2 separate regions of the Homo sapiens genome follow, and region 1 is linked to region 2. A link is a loop called in an ENCODE intact Hi-C map of the cell type or tissue named here. Cell type or tissue: ascending aorta. All regions are shown on one strand. Links, peaks and the distances in the headings refer to the core of each region. The heading gives the core; the rest is flanking DNA.

Region 1 (2,925 bases), core at 190-2,689, 64 kb after region 2:
GACCCTCAGTCAAGGGTCCTATCTATATCTGAAACTTACATTTGACCTCATAGAGAAAGGCTATCTAGTGTTAAAGAGCTCTAGCTACAAAGTAGTTCCTGTTTCGCTCTCAGAGGTTTATTTACTCCAGTGCAATATGAAGTTCCCAACCCAGTCTTCCTTTGACCGGGTGATGCCTCTCCTGAATGTGGCAGTGGCCTCTCTCCACCCACTGACTGATGAGCATATCTTCCAGGCCATCAATGCTGGGAGCATTGAAGGCACACTAGAATGGGAGGATTTTCAGCAGAGAATGGAGAACCTCTCCATGTTCCTAATCAAGCGCAGAGACATGACTCGTATGTTTGTACATCCTTCTTTTCGAGAATGGCTTATCTGGAGAGAAGAAGGAGAGAAAACCAAATTTCTCTGTGATCCGAGGTAAGACATATATCTGTGATAAACAATTCTGAGTCTGTTTTCTGTTTATTGCATGGAGTGTGAGTATTGAAAGTAGAAGTGTTCTTCATTGAACATTTCACATAGAAGAGACATCATCTGTGTTTCTTCTCAAGGCAAGGCTATAATGAGGTTAACTAATTTATTGTTTTACAATGTTATTTCCTTAAGACTCAACATCTGCATAGATATTTAGAATGCTATCCTACGTTCCTGTGTTCTTCTAAATAATTTTCACTGACCCCACAGGGTTCACAGGCTATAATTAAGTTAACCATTTAATGGACTTCCTCAGTATTATTATTCTGATATGAAGAAAGAATTGATATATTGTAAATCTCTTTGATTTAGGGCAGAATCATTTCAAAGTTTTTATTGCCCTTTTATAAAACCTTATCATTTTTAAAGTTTCCAGTGACTAAATCCATTAAAGTCCAGCCAATGCTAAGCTTTATACTAGAAAATACAATCTTAAACCTCCTAGCTGAAAAAGATTTGAAGAGATCAGCTGGTCTATCCATGCTGCCTTTAGATACGTAAGGTGTCATTATCTCCATTTTGCTATAAAGGCCTTAAGATGCTGGATCAACTTGCACAAAGTCATAAGGTTAATACATGGGAGAAGGGAGGGGCACACACCAGAATAGGGATCACAAGTGCATGATATATCCCACCACTCCCCACCCCACACGCACAACAGGATCACTGATTTACCCCAGCACTCTTTCCCAATGAGCTTGAACCTGACTTGAGAATCTTTCTCAACTCAAACCAGACTAGATATGAAACTGTTTCCCTTTTTATTGCATGAAACCTAGTTCTCTGGCATCCTGGTCGGGGTGTGCTTTTACTCCGTCATACTAACATTTTTAAAGACGTATTCCTTTAATAAAGTTGGTGTTTTCAAAAGCCGGGTACATTACTGACTTCATGGAAACAAAGAAGACACCAACAACATAGCTGGCAAATGCAGAGCTTATTTTGGCTCAAAAAGAAGAGGCCAGATTTGACTATGCCTCACATGTGACTCATCAGAAAGAATAAAACTCTGTGTTCATGCTGGGGTTTTATTGCCCTTCACCGTGTCCTTCACCAGGCCTTATTAGAGACAACTGTACTGTGGGCATGCTGCTCAGCCTACTCCATGCTGATTCATCAGAAAATTAGTTCCAGATTATGATGAAGATATTAAGCCAGGCAATAGACTTTGTAGCATTTTCTCTGAGAGGGAAGCTTTTTTAAAGAAACATGCTGTAGTGGAAAGAACATAAACTCTTGAGTCAAATTACCTGCATATAAATCCTGCCTCTTCTAGGAACTTTGACCTTTGGAAAAAGTTACATAGTGTTTCTAAGACTTAGTTTTCTTATCTACATAAGAGCAATAATAATGCCTTTTTTCTAGAGTTGTTGAGAAGTTAAGTGAGGTCATATAGTATGATGCCTAGAATAGTACAGAGTAAAAGAAACACTTGGGGTATGTTCTTTTTCCTCCCCTCACCCTGCAGTAATAGACCCTTCTGGTGTATCTTAGTTAAATCCTGTGGCTAATCGGATAGCGACAGCCATCTTCTGCTGTTATCATTTTGGAGCACAAGATTTTAAAAAGAAACAATAAAAACAATCCAAGTCCCTTCTGTGAATTGTATGATGTTCCCAAAAGGATTTTACTATAAATCCTACTAGAGCTGTTGTCAATATTTAATACAAAGAACTGGCAACTATGTATATAGGAAAAAGAAACTAATGTAGAATTGCCTAATAAACGCTTTGAGATCAGTTCCCAGAGAAACTTTGCTAGCTGATCTGGGACCTTAGATCCTGGGACATCTCAGAGGATTGAAAGCTGAGGTCCAAGGCAACCAGACTACCACTGAATTAATAGTATCCTTACAACAGATGAAATCCTCAGGGGCTCTCAGAGGAGAAAATACGGCTTTTATACAGCCATATCATGACTATACAGGCTTTGCCTTCTCAACATCGCATTTTAACTAGGAGTTTTGCAGCAACCGACTGATGCACTGGGACAAGAGGAGCAGGTACTTCCAACTTCAAATCCTGTATAATCCGTTCCCTGATGATTGAATAGCATGGCTGCTGAGAGATCATCTTATTTCACTTAATGGCAGAGAGTAAAATTGTAAACAGGACCAGGAGTTATCAAAAAAAGCTTTCTTAGATTTCATTTCAGTTGGAACTCAGCCCCCTCCCCAGCAATGGCTGGCACCAACCTTGTTACTAAAGTACTGAAGTATTGATCTCAGTGCTTAAGGCTCCCTAGGTCAATGAGATGGAAATTCACTAAGAATTTAATGCTATTGGCAAAGCCCAAGCTGGTCTTTCAAAGCAGCTGGCTGCACTTGTTTTCCATTTCAGGCAGGTCTGATTAGCAGGACTCTCTCCAGGCATGGTTTGTCTTTGTGGCCTTCAGCCTCCACTTCTTGCACATTGTTTCTCCTTCTGTTCTCCACTTTCTCTCCTTCTC
Region 2 (2,925 bases), core at 131-2,630:
TCTTACCTGTGACATGCACAGAGCTTGGAAAATGGTTTTTCTTCCCTCTCGTTATTTAATAGTCTTCTTGTTTATGACAGTAGCCTTTAAACAGGGAATGTGTTCCTGAAAGATGGCAAACAAATGATTTCATTTTCTTTTATTATATAGTACAGAGCAGTGATTTTCAAAGGCTGGGTTTGCATCCTTAACTGTCTTCCCCTAGCCTTCCTGTTCTACCAAAACCAAGTCTATACACATTTCTCTGCAGTTGAGAGTGGAAATCATATTAGCTTTATTCACAAATCCGTTTACTAAACATTATGGAATGTACATACCCTCTGACAAGAACTGGAATGTACATACCCTCTGACAAGAACTGTAGTAACACTAGGTTGGATGATTATGGTGGGGTGAGTTAATGAGATGCAAGGGTAGCAGTGTAGGGATGGACATCATCATGTCAGATACAAATATTTGGTGGCTTTATACAAAAGAAATGTGAGAGATGCAAGATTATCCATTAAAATAAAAGCAAAACATCTTGAGAACCTAAATTATATGGCTATCATTCATTGAGAACTTCCTAGGTTCTGATTAAGGACTTAACATACATTTCCTCGTTTAACCTTATCAGGTAGATGCTCTTATTATCCTCATTTTACAGATGACAAAACAGGCTTAGAGTGAACCAGCAACCCCTCCAAGATTACAGCACTATAAACAACAGTGGAATGGGAAAAGAGGAAAGGGATTATATCTAAGAGATATTCCTCAAGAATAATTGATAAGACCTGTGACAAATTAGTTGTAATGATTAAGGAGGAAGAAATTATGGGTAAGTCCCAAGTTTCTATCTTGGAAGACCAGACAGATGGTGATATTTCATTAACTGTGGTAACAAATGGAAAAGAACGAATAGATTAAGGTAAGCGAGATAAATTTAGCTTTAAACATTTTAAGTTTGAGATTTCTATTGGATATCCAAGCAGATAACTCTTCTAAGTTGTTGGAAATGCTGTACAGGAATGAGGTCTAGAATAGAATAAACTTGGGCACCATCACCACTTAGATTGTGTGAAAGACACTAGTGTCTTCCTTTGAGATTGATAAGAAAAAAACAATAAAATATAGAACCTAGGATTGGCAGTATTTTAAAGATGGGCAGAAAGCAGGAGTCATTAAAGATATATCAGGAGGAGAAGACAAGAAAAGAACTGGAAGAAAGTGTCGTCACGTTAAGCCCAAGAAAGGAGGCTATTTCAAAAAGTGGGGATGGGTAAACAGTGTGAAATACTAAAAAGTGATTAAGAAGCATAAAGACTGAAAATAAATAATTTGATTTAACAGAAAGTCTTTAGTGACTTTAACTAAAACAATTAGAGCAGAATATTTTGGGTGGAAGCCAGGCTATAAATTATTGCTATGAAAGTGAAAATTGCAAACATGGTTCTTTCCAAACTTTGGGTGGTAAAAGGAAGAATGGAGATGAAGAAGCAGCATCAAAGGGAAGATGGCTCAAAAAGGGCCAATATGTTTTGGTATCCTTTTTGTTTAGTTTTGTTTTAAATAAGTGTGTGTGGGATGGGGTGATTATGATTACACTGGATGTCTCTGTTGGCTTGATGATATGGATGGTGATAACAGCTAACACAGTTAACAGCCAGACACTGTCCTAAGCACATCACATGTATTAACTCATTTTATCTCCATGGTATCATTAACCCTATTTTAAACATGAGGAAACTGAAATATCAATAACATAAGCAGCTAGCCTAAGCTTGCACAGAGATACGATGCAAACTGAGGCAGCCTGACTCCAAGTCCACAGTTTACCCTCCCTGCTATATGCTTCCCTGCTCACCCAAAAAAGCGATTCTGCTTTATTTATTCTAATTTTCTTTACAGAATGTATCTAGAGTGAACATTTTTCAGACCATTATCTTTAGAGTGTGTTTTAGGACCTGATTCAAATTGCTTTCCGTTCTTCAAAAACTTATTTCCTGGGATAGGAATAGCTGCCCACTCTAGTCCTATTCCTGAGCACCAAGAATAAACAGACTTGACTCTTGTAAATGGAAGAATGAGTTTCTTCTAGAAACTCAGTAGAAAAATGAGCTCCTACTATGGCCTTAAGTATTAAGAAAAAATAAGTGTGTGTTTTGCCTTTTGTTTGGTGCTAATGTGATACCAGGTTTTGTATGAAGCACATGTGTTTTCCCTGTTTTATGTAGAGAATAGCATGCATGGAATGAACCCCAAAAATAAGCCCCAAATTATCTTTTGCTCAAAGGAACAGAGGTACTTCGAGGCTAGACTTTATAGTCATTATAGAAGAATGTGAGGAAATACAACTCTGCTTTTATTTGCACCAGACTTTGGCTGTGTTACACTTTCTTCTGCCAGTCCTGTGACTGACTTCTCTTTAAATGATTCATGGTTGTTTTCCATGAATAAATATGCATTAGTCAAGATCCAGTTAGAGCCCCCACTTCCCCTTCCCCTCTTTTCCCTAGCTGCAGCTGTTTATATTTGCATTTGACTGGACAGATCTGTTAGCCTTAATGTGTTTTTCTTTGTTTATTAAAGGTTTACACTTTGCCTTAGTTGAAGAAAGGTAAGGATTTTTTTTGTTTTTGTTTTTTTTCCCGTGGGTGCCCGCCACCCACCCACCCAGAGTGCAGTACCATAATCACAGCTCACTGCAGCCTCAACCTCTTGGACTCAAGCTATCCTCCCACCTCAGGCTCGGACTACAGCCACATGCCACCACACCCAGCTAATTTTTGTAATTTTTGTAGAGATGAGGTTTTGCCATGTTATCCAGGCTCATCTTAAACTCCTGGGCTCAAGCAGTCTTCCCACCTTAGCCTCCTAGAGTGCTGGGATGATAGGCATGAGCCACTGCACCCAGCCCCTACATTTTCTTTATAAGCCTAGATATAT

What was found. Hi-C counts contacts between places; a loop is a spot of excess contacts. Peaks named below come from ENCODE experiments on the same cell type or tissue, not always from the same donor. Only the 100,000 strongest peaks of a DNase experiment are listed, where the experiment ranks them.
Region 1: a loop joins it to region 2, with 2.6 times the contacts of the local background. A loop is called at or near these places in 3 of 110 quality-filtered maps.

Annotation. Positions count from the first base shown.
Region 1 is chr17:63,354,971-63,357,895 of GRCh38, forward strand. It overlaps TANC2 (tetratricopeptide repeat, ankyrin repeat and coiled-coil containing 2), which reads left to right. Exons shown (of 28, transcript NM_001394998.1): 14 at 1-420. Among named protein-coding and RNA genes, the nearest start is that of CYB561, 90 kb to the right of the region's middle. In ascending aorta, for the core only: no CTCF peak of the experiment used is centred there; a DNase peak (open chromatin) is centred at 1,471; H3K27ac peaks cover 2,419 bases.
Region 2 is chr17:63,291,134-63,294,058 of GRCh38, forward strand. The region is part of intron 9 of TANC2 (tetratricopeptide repeat, ankyrin repeat and coiled-coil containing 2); the gene reads left to right. Among named protein-coding and RNA genes, the nearest start is that of CYB561, 150 kb to the right of the region's middle. In ascending aorta, for the core only: no CTCF peak of the experiment used is centred there; no DNase peak of the experiment used is centred there; H3K4me3 peaks cover 716 bases; H3K27ac peaks cover 2,500 bases.